2 separate regions of the Homo sapiens genome follow, and region 1 is linked to region 2. Evidence: chromatin loops called from intact Hi-C (ENCODE). Cell type or tissue: heart right ventricle. All regions are shown on one strand.

Region 1 (8,000 bases), 110 kb before region 2:
GATAAGTCTGTCACAGTGATGGGAGAGGAGAAGAGAGGAGCAGGGCAGGGGCTGGGGGAGACACCATGTTGGATTGTCGGGGAGACACCATGCAGAGGGGAGGTGAAAATATTTGGCACAAGGGATACTGACCTGGCACTCCTCATACATGTTTGACAAGTGGAAATATTGAAAATAAGATGATATGTGATGGTTCATCACAGCTGTTTTCTTCTGAATAAAAGGGGTGGGACTAGGAAGAGGTAAAATAGGAGAGTTGTGATCAGAGGGAAGTGAAAAACATTGCTCTACCACCATTTGGCCTTAAAACCAAATGGGACCTGTGCTGGAATAAGAGTGGTGCTTATTTTTACCATACTGCTTGGCCTCACCTGGGCCTGCCCATTCTTGTCACCTGGTTCCCATGGCTGCAAAACTTGGCTGGGTTGGAAGAGTTCAGAGTCAGATCTATTGTCAATTCTAAAGTTATACTGATCTTCTTTAATAGTAATGATTAACTTCATGGCTAACTATCACTGAGAGATGAAAATTCAAGTAATTCTCAGGCTAGTAAGGTAATCCCTACCTTTCACTGTGGATTGCTGGGAAAATTCAGTGAGGAAAGGTAAAGGGAAAAATGTAGATAAGTCAAAATGCCCTCAGAGGATGGGAAATGGAGGAGTTTCCCTGTTGCTGCAATTAATAAACACCACCTACACTAAGATGTACGTGTTAAGAAATGGTAGAAGTTGAGAAGCAACTTTCAGGTTTCAGTGACCTGGATTTAAGTGAGCAGTGGCTGAGGGTTGGGTGGCGGGTACTCAGTTGTTGACTGCGTATAAGCAAAGTGGCTTCATTTGGCAATGTGCCCCTTCACTCCCTGATATAAAAGCATAAAGGAAACAGCTTTCCTTAGCTTTCTTCACTCATGTTTCCCATATACTTGTTTCTATCTCTGTTTTTGGTTGTTGTCTCACCAGTTTTACATGTACTGCCAAGTTAACTGATTTTCTTATATTTATTTGTGTATTCCAAGGACTGTGGCCACCCCCATCCCAATATTCATTGTTATTCTCTCACCTTCACTGACTCAGTACAATTCCCTACCCTGTACTCGTTGAGATGTCTCCTTTAGAGGCTTGCCTCTCTGTGCTTAAGGCATTACATCTGGTTTCCAATGCAAATACTTTCAGTGACCAACACCTCTAGCTCATTTCACTCATCTTCACCATAAATGAGCATGCTGGATAACCCAGGTCTGCATACAGAGAGAAAGGATGGGGACGAAGGGAAAGGGGAAGGTGATCGGAGACCCTGGAATTCTTCATATGACAGGTGCAGGGCAGAGTGGGCAGAACATGGTGTGCTCAGCATAAGAACTGGGTGCCAGAGGTGACCTGAAGCTTGGTCAGAGAGTACTGAGTGGGAAAATGTGGGCCAGCCTAGCAGGAAGTGACTCTGCCTTGCTGTCACCCCTGTGGACGGCCCTTCTCCTTTGCATTGGGAAGGGTTAAATGAACATTGCTTGTCTGACGACCTAGCTGCATTGTTTATCCTCCTGTGTTGAGAAAAATGTTCTTATGCCTTTGATCACTGCATCTTTTTCAAAAATACATTACTTAAAATGTTGAAGAGGTGTCTTCAGTTCAAGGGGATTCTGATTTATTTATACTTGAAAAACAATCCAAAGGGGAAAAATGTCAAGGTTCCCTGTGTAGAGATGAAGACAGGAAAGCAGGAAAATACGATGGATGTCTTCTAAAGGAATATCCCACGTGATCCTGCAGCTCTCCACAGTTCTGGCTGTAAGGAGATAGATAATGAGGAGAGAGAAGATTTAAGAAGAGAAAAAAGATCAGAGGGAAAAGTCCATGCCATAGACCAGGGTGGGCACAATCCCAAAACAAAAATGCAATTGTCCCATGTACTGGGATATGTTGGATATGATTTCATTGAGAGGCCTAATGTCCCATAAAGTCCTGTAGCTCCTATAGGTTGGGCTTTGCATCCTAGACAACTGCCTTGTTGTCATTTCTTAGTGTTATGGACTAAGGAATGACAGCATTCTGCATTCCTTAGCATCATACAAAGGTTTGTTCATATTCATTGTTTACCAATTAGTGGTAAATGCACTAATTGCTTATGAAATCAAAACACACCTTTCTAAATAAAATATTCTAACCAATGTATGATAAAGAATATAACTAAAAGAGTTTAAAATATAAATGAGAATTAGGTTCAAATCTCTCTGTTTCCACCATTTGGATTAAGGGTGAGGTAGGCATCATGAAGCTTGTTATTGTATTCCCCAAGTTAAATTTTCATTTCTTCAGTCAACAAATATTTATTATGTGGGTAAGGGCCTGACACAGTACAAGGCACAGCGGTGTGCAAGCTGGACCCTGTGTTTACCCTGGACCCTGTGTTCACCCTTTTGTCACATATGTCCTGTTGGATGAGACAGGCATTGATTAAATAATCACACAAGTCTGTGATTACAAATGGGAGAATGAGCTATGAAGGGAGGTGCTATCCACTTATTTACTTCGCTGCAGAAACAGGTGCTGATGTTTCAGCAATGCCAGCCCTGAATGGAAAAGGCTGGGCTCTGAGGAGACCTACATCTAATGGTTACTCTTTTTGCTGCAAAGTTGGAAAGAGGAATGAGGATGAACTGAATTGCTGAAGACCTGATTGGACAGTAAGAATTTTATTACACTCAGGGCAATATTCTTTTGGCTAATAAAGCTGCTACTGGAATAAAGAAGTATTCCTCTTCTTGGGTCGCTGAGTGTTCAAGTTAAACTGACATTACTTTGGCTACAAATCTATCAGGTTGAGGCATTTTTAAGATCCATCCTTGCAGAAAAATTAGCTTTACAAAGGCTCCACAGAATTTCAGATGATATTAAACTACTTTCCATTCATTAAGTATAATATTTAATGCATTGAAATAAGCACTAGTGATAAAAATTTAATTAAGATAATTAGTGTCACAGCCAAAATAAAAATATATAATTAACACTGAAGTGACTATAAAAACATATTTTGACACTTCAGTGGGATTTTAAAAAATGTCTTCAATAAATTCTCATGAAATTAGATTTCCAAATTTATGGCAAAATGATACTTTATTTTTTGAGATGGAGTCTTCTTCTGTGTCCCAGGCTGGAGTGCAGTGGCATGATCTTGGCTCACTGCAACCTCTGCCTCCTGGGTTCATGCAATTCTCCTACCCTAGCCTCCCAAGTAGCTGGGATTATAGGTGCCTGCCACCACACCCAGCTAATTTTTGTAGTCTTAGTAGAGACAGGTTTCCCCATGTTGGCCAGGCTGGTCTCGAACTCCTGACCTCAAGTGATCCACTTGCCTCAGCCTCCCAAAGTGCTGGGATTACAGGTGTGAGCCACCACACCTGGCCCTGCAAAATGATACATTCTAAGTATATATAATTGATGAAATATTTTGCTTAAGTGCCAGAGTTTATACAGTAACTTTACTATAAATTCAAGTGGCCATCTGGAATTTTTCATACCTAAAACAAATACCAGAAAGTTAATTTGAAGGCTAAAATCTATTGCTTCCTTTATGATCATATTCTCATAGAATTTTAGAAATTTAAATTTGTTATGTCTATATTTATAATTAATTGTTACCCCATGTCAGTTTTCCTATTTGGACTGTTAAAACTTTATTTTCTCTTTCTCCTGATGTAAGACCCCCATGCCTGCTACATCTTCACTGTTTACCATCCCCTTTTGGGACTTCATGCACTCATCCGAATAACTTGATTTCAAAGGTCTTCAAAGTATTAACGCAGTAAAGGAATTTTGTAATTTATTCCAGTGACAGAGTCTTTACAGATATTTCTGTCTGTAAGGGGCATTAGTTTAGCACTCAAATGAGGACTTAAGTCATAGCCACACGTGTCAGACTGGGCTCATTGAGTAACGTCTCATGGTTCTGTTTTAATAACTTCTTGGCCTTAGTAGATTTACGCTGGCCAGGCTGACGTTTTATTTATAGCCCGAGACATTTACACTAAGCCAGAAGGTCTGGACATTCTCAGGAGGCCATCAGTCACTCTAGTGACTAGGACAAGTTTGACAATGTCTGTCATCTTTCACGTTATCCAATCTCTAGTCTGTATATAAAGAAAGGAATGACTTGCTTTGTAAAAGATGAAAGGCGAAGGTGGTTTCTAATCATATAAGTAAGAACAGGTTATAAGGATTTGGCCTTAAAATGGGATCTGGTTTCTTTAGTCACAGACCATGGCTATGAATTTTCTTTCTGTTGCAGTTTGACAAAGTGTTAGATAAGCTGTCAACAGTAGGCCTTTTCTCCTCAAAGAGTTTGTACATGCTTACCAGCAAGTCCTGGGTTCTAGAATTCTGGGTCCATCTACTACTCCCTTCCCAAGCCAGTTCCCAGCTTTGGAAATACACATACCTATACTCATCACCAAATATGAAATTGATTCAGAGGAATGAATTGAATTGACAGAAATATAGATATATTGTTTCTGTTTTATTTTATTTTATTTTATTTTTTTTTGAGGCAGGGTCTGTCTCTGTTGCCCAGGTTGGAGTGCATTGGCACAGTCTCAGCTCACTGCAACCTCTGCCTCCCAAGTGATCCTCCTGCCTCAGTCTCCTGAGTAGCTGGGACTATAGGCAGGTGCCACCATGCCCAGCTAAGTTTTGTATTTTTTTTGGGGTAGAGATGGGGTTTTACCATGTTGCCCAGACTGGTCTTGAACTCCTGGGCTCAAGCAATCAGCCTGCCTCAGCCTCCCAAAGTATTAGGATTACAGGTGTGAGCCACCGCCTCCAGTTATTTATTTCTATTTTTTATTTGTAGTAGTGCTTTTGCCTATTATTGAAAGAAGCCACAAGAAATAGCCAATTAAGAGCCCTCCCCAACTAATATTAGGGGGGAGTCATCCATCATAATCCTCAGCATCAGATGGATAAATACTGAAAATATTTTGCTTTGTTTGGGAAACCAGGGCTTTTCTTCTGATGAACAATGTGGGGAAACAATGACATTGACAATATTTCCATTTTTACTTTGGGTCACAGGGAACTCAGACAATTTGCAAACCAACCTTTGTTATCTCTCTGGGCCTTTTGGCTTATGGAGTCCTATTTTTTCTGCCTCTGATTCTAACAATATAGTCTGATTTATATCTTTCTTGGTGTTCATTTTTATTGTACTCTTTTGTGTATATATTACTTTTAATGTCACCTCAGAACCTTTGTGATTTAAGAAAGATTATCAATCAATAAGTAAGTAAGAAAAGGAGTTTCCAATCATTCTCCTAAGTCCCATTTTCTGACACCATTTCTTTTTTTTTTAATAATTGTATATATTTATGGGGTACATGTGCAATTTTGTTACATGCATAGATTGTGTAGTGGTCAAGTCAGGGCTTTAAGATATTAGGCCGGGCACAGTGGTTCACGCCTATAATTCCAGCACTTTGGGAGGCCGAGGTGGGTGGATCACGAGGTCAGGAGTTCGAGACCAGCCTGGCCAACATAGTGAAACCCCTTCTCTACTAAAAATACAAAAATTAGCCAGGCGTGGTGGCACACACCCGTAGTCCCAGGAAGCTGAGGCAGGAGAATCACTTGAACCCGGGAGGCAGAGGTTGCAGTGAGCCGAGATTGTGCCACTGCACTCCCGCTTGGGTGACAGAGAGAGACTTCATCTAAAAAAAAAAAAAAAAAAAATCCTTCCCCTGAATAATGTACATTGTACCCATTAAGTAATTTCTCATCACCCAACCTCTTCCCACCCCCTCCCATTCCCTCTCACTTTGATGCCTCCATTGTCTATCAATCTACTGTCTTTATCCACATGTGTACATTTTTTAGACCTACTTATGAGTGAGAACATGTAGTATTTGACTTTCTAGTGACACCATTTCTTACAAATGGTCAGGTCCTATGTGTTTTTGGATCAGTATGTCAGGAGGAGGAGGCTGGGAGGAAAAAGTTGGATTTCCTTGAAGTTGGCTTCTCTTGACACCTCCCACTGTTTAAAGAGTCAGCTCATTGTCTCAGAGCCAAACTGCTGAGATTCTCAGAGCCATTCCTCATTCTCTTGGAAGTAAAGGGATTCATGTTTGAAAGAGGCAATTTATCTCTAAAGGGGAAGCAAAAAGACCTAACTTGTGTAGTATAAAATCTTGGGAAGTTTTAGGATTATTTCACATTCCTATTTCTACCGGCAACCAAATTCAAAAAGTATGTTTTGTTGAAAATAAGGTCAGACTTATTTTCATTGTTTTGTATCTTTGGTAGAGTTCCAGTTTCTTTTTTCTTTTTTTTTTTTTTGAGACAGAGTCCTGCTCTGTCACCAGGCTAGAGTGCAGTGGCGCGATCTTGGCTCACTGCAACCTCCGCCTCCTGGGTTCAAGCAATTCTTCTGCCTCAGCCTCCTGAGTAGCTGGGATTACAGGCATGTACCACCACGCCCAGCTAATTTTGTATTTTTAGTAGAGACGAGGTTTCACCATGATGGCCAGGATGGTCTCAGTCTCTTGACCTCGCGATCCACCTGCCTCAGCTTCCCAAAGTGTGGGGATTACAGGTGTGAGCCACCGCGCCCAGCCGAGTTCTAGGTTTTACAACGTAAAAGCAACTGAAAGTATATTGGGTTAAGTGACACCCTTGAATGTGCCAAATTCCAGGGCAGCCTCTCTTTTGCCTGCGGAAGTCCCTACTCAACCTTGAGTATCTTGGAGCCCCTCCCCCACTCCATTCCCAGGGCCTGTTGCCTCAAATAGCAAAAAACACAATGACAGGTTGAAGAGACACTACAGAAGAAAGGAGAAAGTGTTATATTTTACTAGTCTTGAAGGCACTTTTTCCCCCTGCTTGATAAACATGGGGCCCTATATTTTCATTTTGCACTGGGCCCCACAGATTACGTAGCTGGCCAGGCCTGAGAACTTATAAGAAAATGCTATCTACAGCCAGTGACCCATCAGCCCTGTATAATCATCCTACTGAAAAAGACCTAAAAAATCAAGAGCAGAAACTTTAATTAATTAATTAATTAATTTTTTGAGGCAGAATCTCACCCTGTTACTAGGCTGGAGTGCAGTGGCACGATCTTGGCTCACTGCAACCTCTGTCTCCCAGGTTCAAGTGATTCTCCTGCCTCAGCCTCCCAGGTAGCTGGGACTACAGGTGCCTGCCATCATGGCCAGCTAATTTTTGTATTTTTAGTAGAGACGGGGTTTCACCATGTTGGCCAGGATGGTCTTGATCTCTTGACCTCATGATCCACCCTCCTTGGCCTCCCAAAGTGCTGGGATTACAGGCATGAGCTACCACACCTGGCCATAAATGTCGTCTTTTGAGAAATGTCTATTCATGCCCTTTGCCCATTTTTTTTTAAATAGGATTGTTTGTTTTTTCTTAAATTTGTTTAAGTTTCTTGTAGATTCTGGATATTAGACTTTTGTCAGATGGATAGATTGCAAAAGTTTTCTCCCATTCTATAGGTTGTCCGTTCACTCTGATAATAGTTTCTTTTGCTGTGCAGAAGCTCTTTGGTTTAATTAGATCCGATTTCTCAATTTTTTGCTTTTGATGCAATTGCTTTTGACATTTTCGTCATGAAATCTTTGCCTGTGCCTATGTCCTGAATGGTATTGCCTAGATTTTCTTCTAGGGCTTTTATAGTTTTGGGTTTTACATTTGAGTCTTTAATCCATCTTGAGTTAATTTTTGTATATGGTGTAACAAAGGGATCCAGTTTCCATTTTCTGCATATGGCTAGCCAGTTCTCCCAGGACCATTTATTAAATAGGGAATGCTTTCCCCATTGCTTGTTTCTGTCAGATTTGTCAAAGATCAGATAGTTGTAGATGCTCAGACTTATTTCTGAGTTCTCTATTCTGTTCCTTTGGTCTATGTTTCTGTTTTTGTACCAGTGTCCTGCTGTTTTGGTTACTGTAGCCTTGTAGTATAGTCTGAAATTGGGTAGCATGATACCTCCAGCTT
Region 2 (8,000 bases):
TCCAGTCAGAGGAAAATAGCCACCTAGCTTACTCAGGTTGTCTGGGCAAAATATGATGAACAGTGTTCAGTATTTTGGTCTATGCTGTCCATATCCCAGTGTATCTTTTGCTCACATTCTTTGTTCCTGCCCTTGCCCTGTTAGAGAAAAACTGGGGCCGGGTGTGGTGGCTCATGGCTGTAATCCCAGCACTTTGGGAGGCTGAGGGGGGTGGATTGCTTGAGGTCAGGAGTTCAAGACCAGCCTGGACAACATGATGAAACCCCGTCTCCACTAAAAATACAAAAAGTAGCTGGGCGAGATGGGAGATGCCTGTAATACCAGCTACTTGGGAGGCTGAGGCACGAGAATCACCTGAACCTGAAAGGCTGAGGTTGCAGTGAGCCAAGATCGTGCCACTGCACTTCAGCCTGGGTGACAGAGCAAGACTCTGTCTCAAAAAAAAAAAAAAAAAAAAAAGAAAGAAAAACTGATCTTCAGATATCCTTAGTTATTAAATAACCGGATATTTTTAAGCATTTCAATGAATTGACACAAATATGCCAGTGGACCGTGTGTACTTTGTACTTTGATGCTCTGCTATGTTGGTCATTTGAATATGCGAGACAAGGAGCCTGCCTCTTGGTTATAGCCAAGTGAAAAAGCAGATGTACATCTGTATTACAGAATCATTTCACATAAGCCAATTATTGTCCAAAGAGAGCTGGTTATATGTGGACATCTAAGGGTATTGTCTCCTTGAATGAAACTACATAAAAATATTTCGAATGTCCAGTACTTTATAAATGGTATGTATGTGGACAGCTAATCTTGCAAGGGGACGATTTTCTCACTAGGTTTATTTTCAGTTTATTCCCCATATAGGATAATGTATAGCCTGATTTGTACCTTTGGAAGACATGTTTGAGAGATGACAGGAAACAGTGGTAACTTTCCTTCTGAACAGATTGTGTGCTCTGTGTATCTGTAGATGCCCCGAGGCTGAGGTTTCTTTAAAAATTATTTTTAAACTGCTTGAATGCTTACCCTCCCACCATCCCCCATATGGCAAGTTCTTCGTGGTGCTTTTCCAAAGGAAATCCATGATTGTGATATGATGTGTGTTTGTGTATGTGTCAGGGAAGAAAAGAAATATATAAAGACAAGAGGAACAAAATTTATCTTAAAAGATATTTATTTTCTCAGAAACCATATTTAGATACAAATATATTTTTCTTGTCAAAATTAATCATTCTTTCCTCATCTACATTGTACTTTCTTAAACCTATGTTATCATAATCTGATGTGAAATATTGTTGTATGTGTGCGTGTCTTTCTAGTCCACTTAATAGGGATTCCTTGGAAAGCAGGGACCATGTTTGAGTGTTTCCACCCCCAGGATATTTAGCCAGTGCCCATGGTAGATGATCAGTTATGATCTCTTGTCTTGAGTTCAGCATTTCAGACCTTTAGAGAAAACTAGCTCTCAGGGAGGACAATTCCATTTTGTTCTTCTATGAAGGACTGTGTTCAGGAGATTAGGATTAGAGCCACAGGAAGAATCTTTTTCTATTTTGAAACAATCCAATTTAAAAAAATGGAACATGGTGAAAGTCTGTCTTTACTAAAATACAAAAAATTATCTGGGTGTCATGGTGTGCACCTGTTGTGTGCATGGTGTGCACCTGTTGTCGTGCATGGTGTGCACCTGTTATCTGGGCGTCATGGTGTGCAGCTACTTGGGAGGCTGAGGCAGGAGAATCACTTGTACCTGGGAAGTGGAGGTTGCAGTGAGCTGAGGTCGCACCACTGCACTCTAGCCTGGGTGACAACACAAGACTGTCTCAAAAAAAAAAAAATCAAAAAACCACCACCACCATCACCACCACCACCACCACCACAACAAAAACAAACAAAAAATACCTAAAATCTGAACAGACATTTCTCAAAAGAAGACATACAAATAGCAAACAGGCATAATATAAAGGTGCTGAACATCCTTGATCATCAGAGAAATGCAAATCAAAATTACAATGAGATATCATCTCACCCCGGTTAAAATGTTTTATGTCCAAAAGACAGGCAATAACAAATGTTAGTGAGGATGTGAAGAAACGGGGACCTACATATGCTGTTGGTGGGAGTGTAAAGTTTCTTGCTGTTAACTGCCCTAGAAAATCTAGCTTATGAAATGGCAAGATGAAATACTACATGGTGAACAAACAAGTGGATCTCATAGACTGAACTGTCTTGAAGAAGCAATGGCTGGGGAATTATACCCCTATCTTCAAGGAGTGTCAACAGTGATTTGAAGTGTAGAGATGCCTATGGCCAGGCACCAGAAATATGTGTTGTAAACTCTGAAAAAACACAGTCCTACCCAGAAACCACACTAGTCATCTCTTTTGCATTGAACTCAGGGGCAGGAAAACTTTTGAGCCATCTTTTTTTCTTGATTCTGCACAGAGCTCACTATGGAATGCTTTGGTATTTCAGTTCCTTACATGGGCAGTGTTATGGATCATCTCGTTGCCCTGTCCCCCTATTGGTAGCCCCTGGAGCCACTAAGTCAGTACAGGCAACCCAGGCTGTATTCTCGCATCTCCTGGGGAGCTCAGAAAATGCATATATGATGCCTGAGTTTTCCCTCAAGAGCTTCTTCTTCCTCTTCTCCTCCTTTTCCTTCTCCTCCTCCTCCCTCCTTCTTTCTCCTCTTCCTCCTCTTTTCTTGTTCTTCTTCTTCTTTTTTTTTTTTTTTTTTTTTTTTTTTTTTTTTTTTTTTTTTTTTTGAGACAGAGTCTTATTCCGTTGGCCAGGCTGGAGTGCAGTGGTGCAATCTTGGCTCACTGCAACCTCTGCCTCCCGGGTTCAAGTGATTCTTGTGCCTCAGCCTCCCACGTAGCTGAGATTACAAGCATGCGCCAACACACCCAGCTGATTTTTGTATTTTTAGTAGAGACAGGGTTTCACCATGTTGTCCAGGCTGATCTTGAACTCCTAACCTCAGGTGATCCGCCCACCTTGGCCTCCCAAAGTTCTGGGATTACAGGCGTGAGCCACCACGCCCAGCCAAGAGGGTCTGATTAATTGGTCTGGGGTGGAGCCTGGACATCTGCACAGATTTTGTAAAAGTGATCCAGCTGATTCTAATAGAGGTAAGAATTCCAATGGCTGAGAAGCCCATGCCAAAGTATTAAGAAGAGCACAAGCTTAACAGCAGACAACTGAACAGGGCTGCGGAGGCAGCAGAGTTGAGGACACCTGCAGCAACCACCACTGTAACCACAGTAGCAGCAGCCACAATGACAGAGGGGTCAACCTGGGATAAGAGAATGCCTGGAGAGGAAGACATCTTGCTCATATGCTCAGCTTTTCCCAGCACTGGCCAGATACACAATCATTCTTTAGTCGGTCAGCACTCATTCGTTCACTGAGTGCCATGTTCCTAGTACAGGGACGGGGCAGACAGAGGTAGACAAGACCCAGTCTCTGTATTTGAAGAGGGGAGACTAACATTACAGGTGCACAATAGAAGTGTGCACAGAACACAAAAGAGACACAAATGAGGGAGTGCACATTCCATCCGGGAAGGCTGTGGGACAGGAAAGACAAAATATTACCATTTAGTCCACCAGGTGGCTGGGGGATGGAGACAGGTGGAGAGGTGTTAAGGGGATGGTGATGGTGGCCATGGGAGTGGCCATTGATTGAATCAGAGATGCAGGATGGGGTTGGTTGGGATTAAACATTTCCTGGAAGAATCCACTCAGGGTATGCAGTATGGTAGAACAATTTCACTATGTACCCATTAAGTATATATGGGTGGCAGTCGAGTGGGTGGGAAGGAAGGGACTGTGGAGGCAGCAACAAGAAAGGCTTTGCAAGGAACCCATTCTTAGCTATCTTCCTCCCACTTGCAGCATCTCTCAGGGATCTGTGGTTCCTGGGTTCCTGGTCTTCTTAATCCTCAGTCGCCACAGGACTGTGTGCTGGCAGGCAGAGGGCTGGAGCCTGGCAGAGGTACCTCCGGCCCCAGGGCAGTGCATGCAGCCAGCTCTGACCTGGCTCCTGCTATCGGGATCTGTCATTAGTAAAACCCCAGCTCCTTTGCCAAGTGCCAGCGCTCCCCACCACCCTGCCATGGCTAGGCATTCTTAGTACAGTGTAACAGTATCCACACTTTTAAGAACATCCTGGGCATTTGAAACCTTGTCAAGTGTAAAGAAAACTATGGCTTGAATCTCTGAGCCTTGTTTCCTCTCCAGGGGAAGTAATAGGCAAGGTTGTATCCTTTGGATATCATTTCAAAAAAATCTTTCAATTTCCCAGGAGAAGAGACTGCAAGAGAAAAAAAAAAACTCAGGAGAGTGTATAGAATACCTTTCATTTAGCAAGATAAAAGCTAGTCTGCTAAATTAAAAATAGCGCATTCTAAGAACTGGAAGGGACAATGCTGGGCTTGTTCAGTGGCTGTGAAAGGACACTTTATCTCAGTCATGCTTGTCTCGTGGGGCAACTGGCAATGATTGGGAATTAGCAAAGCCTGGGAAGCCTGAGACAGGCACCTCTTCCTGGGCAACTGATTCATCATATAGAGTGCAGTCTCCGCTTCTCTGCTTGTAAAACTTATAAGGTACTTGCTCGGGAATAAACTAATAAAATCATTTATAGCCTCACAGAATATAGAATTTGAAATGGCAAATATTTTTATCAGGTTGCTCCTGATACCTTAGCTTTTAGGAATTTATTGTCCCCTTTGAAAACCAGAAATAGGTGAAGAAAAGATGTGATTCTAATATTACTTGTCTTCACCAGCAACTTTCATTTCTCTCTGGGGAGATGGGCAGGTTTCATTGTGTTTTTGATGCCTGATTACCCTCTCTGAGGGGAACATTCAAATTCTTAGACGAAATTCATTAAATTGTTGGAAATTCCTAACGAACCCATCACTCAGTAACCTTAACTGGGTGGGTTCTTAATTTCCTGGTACCACCACACCCTGAATAGCATTCTAATGAGGAAATAGATGTAGCAATTCTTTCATTTGTATGACTTTTTAAAGCGTATGTTTTTATTTCCCTTGCAAAAGAAAGTATTTTAATACAATGGAAAGAATTTGTAACAACGTTAAGAGAGACAAGCTTCATACATAATATAGATCTCCATTGTTCCTGTAGAGGAGAGAGGGGTAGCTGAGTAGGGATGCTTTCCAATGATGACCTGGTTTGATTTACAATATGACAGAATCAATGGCAGTTCAAAAAGTGGTTTCCAGCACTTTGGATTCTGGTAATTTGGGGATTGTTGTATTTGCTATCTAAGGAAGGTAAAGTTGAAGAATATAATTTCTTCTAAACTAAGTGTACTCATGCTGAAAATGAGTTGGTATGTTACAATATTGTTTATAATAGGAAAGATTAGAAACAATTTAAATATTTGAAATAGTTAAATAGACAATGATATATTCAGTCAAATGTTATGCAGTATATAACAATCGAGTAAGGTGGAGGTATTGACTTAGAAAAATGTCCATGTTGTAAAAAGTGGGGATAATTACATAACCATATGTAAACCATAATTCCATTTTGGTAAAAACAATCTACATATATGTTCATACAAGGATGTGAACACATATATACTTTACAAGGTGTAGCAGTGTGGTGTGTACACATGTTTAGGGATGGGTAAATAATGGTGGAAGTAGAATGTAGGCAGGCAAACATTACATATTTTCCTTTTTATACCATTGTTATTTTATATATAATATACATATATAATATATTTATAATATACATATATCATATATCATATATGATATAGATACATATATCATATATCATATATGATATAGATACATATATCATATATGATATAGATACATATATCATATATGATATAGATACATATATCATATATGATATAGATACATATATCATATATGATATAGATACATATATCATATATGATATAGATACATATATATGATATAGATACATATATCATATATGATATAGATACATATATCATATATGATATAGATACATATATCATATATGATATAGATACATATATCATATATGATATAGATACATATATCATATATGATATAGATACATATATCATATATGATATAGATACATATATCATATATGATATAGATACATATATCATATATGAATCTATATCATATATGAATCTATATCATATATGAATCTATATCATATATGATATAGATACATATATCATATAATATATAACATATCATATATAATATACATGTATTACATATAATATATATCATATACTATATAATATATAGTATATATAATATAGTATATATAAAATAATATATAGGTATAGTATATATAATATGCTATATAGAGTATACTATATATAGTATATATAATGTATCATATACATATACTATATATGTAATATATATTATACATATACTACATAATATACTATATATAGCATATATAATATAATATGTAATATAAATATATATAGACCACACACACACACATATATAGAAACACACACACATATATATAACAGTACACATGCAATACTTCTGTAATTGAAAAAGAAACATTACCAACATAATAGATGGATTTTGTCAAAATAAACATTATATTTTAAAGCCATCATCGGCCGGGCACAGTGGCTGATGCCTGTAATCCCAGCACTTTGGGAGGCCAAGGTGGGCAGATCACGAGGTCTGGCGTTCAAGACCAGCCTGGCCAATATGGTGAAACCCTGTGTCTACTAAAAATACAAAAAATTAGCCAGGGGTGGTGGCATGCTCCTGTAGTCCCAGCTACTCAGGAGGCTGAGGCAGTAGAATCGCTTGAACCCAGGAGGCATAGGTTGCGGTGAGCCGAGATTGCACCACTGCACTCCAGCCTGGGCGACAGAGTAGACTTCATCAAAAAAAAAAAAAAAAGGAAAAAATCATCAAGTCAATACATTTTATTTAAGGCCACTATGAAAGCACATATGTCTGAGCCAGGACCAGAGAGCTTGGCAATTATGACTTGATGCTTTTAAGGTTCTTGTGTTCACAGCTCTAATTATTTTTATTCCTTTAAGAAAGTGTACTTCAGCACTCTACCTGAATAATCCAGAGTTTGGAATTGTGTATCTGAGCACCCCAAAATAACTATCATTAGGCAAGCAGGAATTTACAAATTATGACTTCCTAAGCATGTTTTCATTGCCCAGTATAAATATTTTGACAGTAGCCTATGTACACTAATAATGTTTTGCATAACAAAGAGTAACAGGTGCAGCAAAAAGGGAGGCAAGTTACTTGAGGATGCATTCTCAAGTATGTATTATTTCTAAATGTATTGTTATTATTATTGCTATTGCAGTAAAATTGGTTGCTATGGATAATTTATAGCAATGAAACTCTCTTTTGGAATAAAGTAAGAACTCGATTCAGATGAACTCAGAAAACCATCAAGCAGTATGCCAATCAAATCTCCGCTTCCCAGGATGTCACCATCTTACACTCCGGGGTGATTCATTCCCCAAGGCTTTGTTGAACACATGTTATTAATGGGCAGAAAGAGGTAAAGGGTGTTGCAGGAGAGCAAGAACTCTGAGTCAATTATTATAGGGAGTACGAACAAGCTCTTGAATCCACCACACACCCACACAGATGGAGGGGATGTGAGCAATTTCCAATTTAGAAAGGAGAAATTACCCTTGTGATCCGCCAGGGCCAGAGGACATGACCAACTCTTTTTGGCAGGTAGACGTTTTTTTCTTTTAATGGATATATTTAGAAAGCCAGTCTCAAGTACACTTAGAAAAGAAACTGTAAAATGGCTTTTCTATCATGATAAAGTCATTTGGAAGTCAAGGAAAGTGGATTTTCCTGACTCCCTGAATTGCCAGAGCTACAGTTTCTGTTAGGATTTGTAAACTAAGCTCATACATTTCATGTTATTTCTTATCATTTGAAGTCAGCCTGAAAATAGAATTTAAAGAAAAATCAAGGCTAATACAAAAGG

What was found. A loop is a pair of places that touch in the nucleus more often than their neighbours do. Peaks named below come from ENCODE experiments on the same cell type or tissue, not always from the same donor. Only the 100,000 strongest peaks of a DNase experiment are listed, where the experiment ranks them.
Region 1: a loop joins it to region 2, with 2.9 times the contacts of the local background. A loop is called at or near these places in 3 of 110 quality-filtered maps.

Annotation. Positions count from the first base shown.
Region 1 is chr6:134,793,912-134,801,911 of GRCh38, reverse strand. All of the region lies in intron 3 of LOC101928277 (a long non-coding RNA gene), which reads left to right. Among named protein-coding and RNA genes, the nearest start is that of ALDH8A1, 150 kb to the left of the region's middle. In heart right ventricle, no CTCF peak of the experiment used is centred here; a DNase peak (open chromatin) is centred at 3,992; H3K27ac peaks cover 1,562 bases.
Region 2 is chr6:134,685,875-134,693,874 of GRCh38, reverse strand. The region is part of intron 4 of LOC101928277 (a long non-coding RNA gene); the gene reads left to right. Among named protein-coding and RNA genes, the nearest start is that of LINC03002, 150 kb to the right of the region's middle. In heart right ventricle, no CTCF peak of the experiment used is centred here; DNase peaks (open chromatin) are centred at 4,094 and 4,492; H3K4me3 peaks cover 1,863 bases; H3K27ac peaks cover 2,724 bases.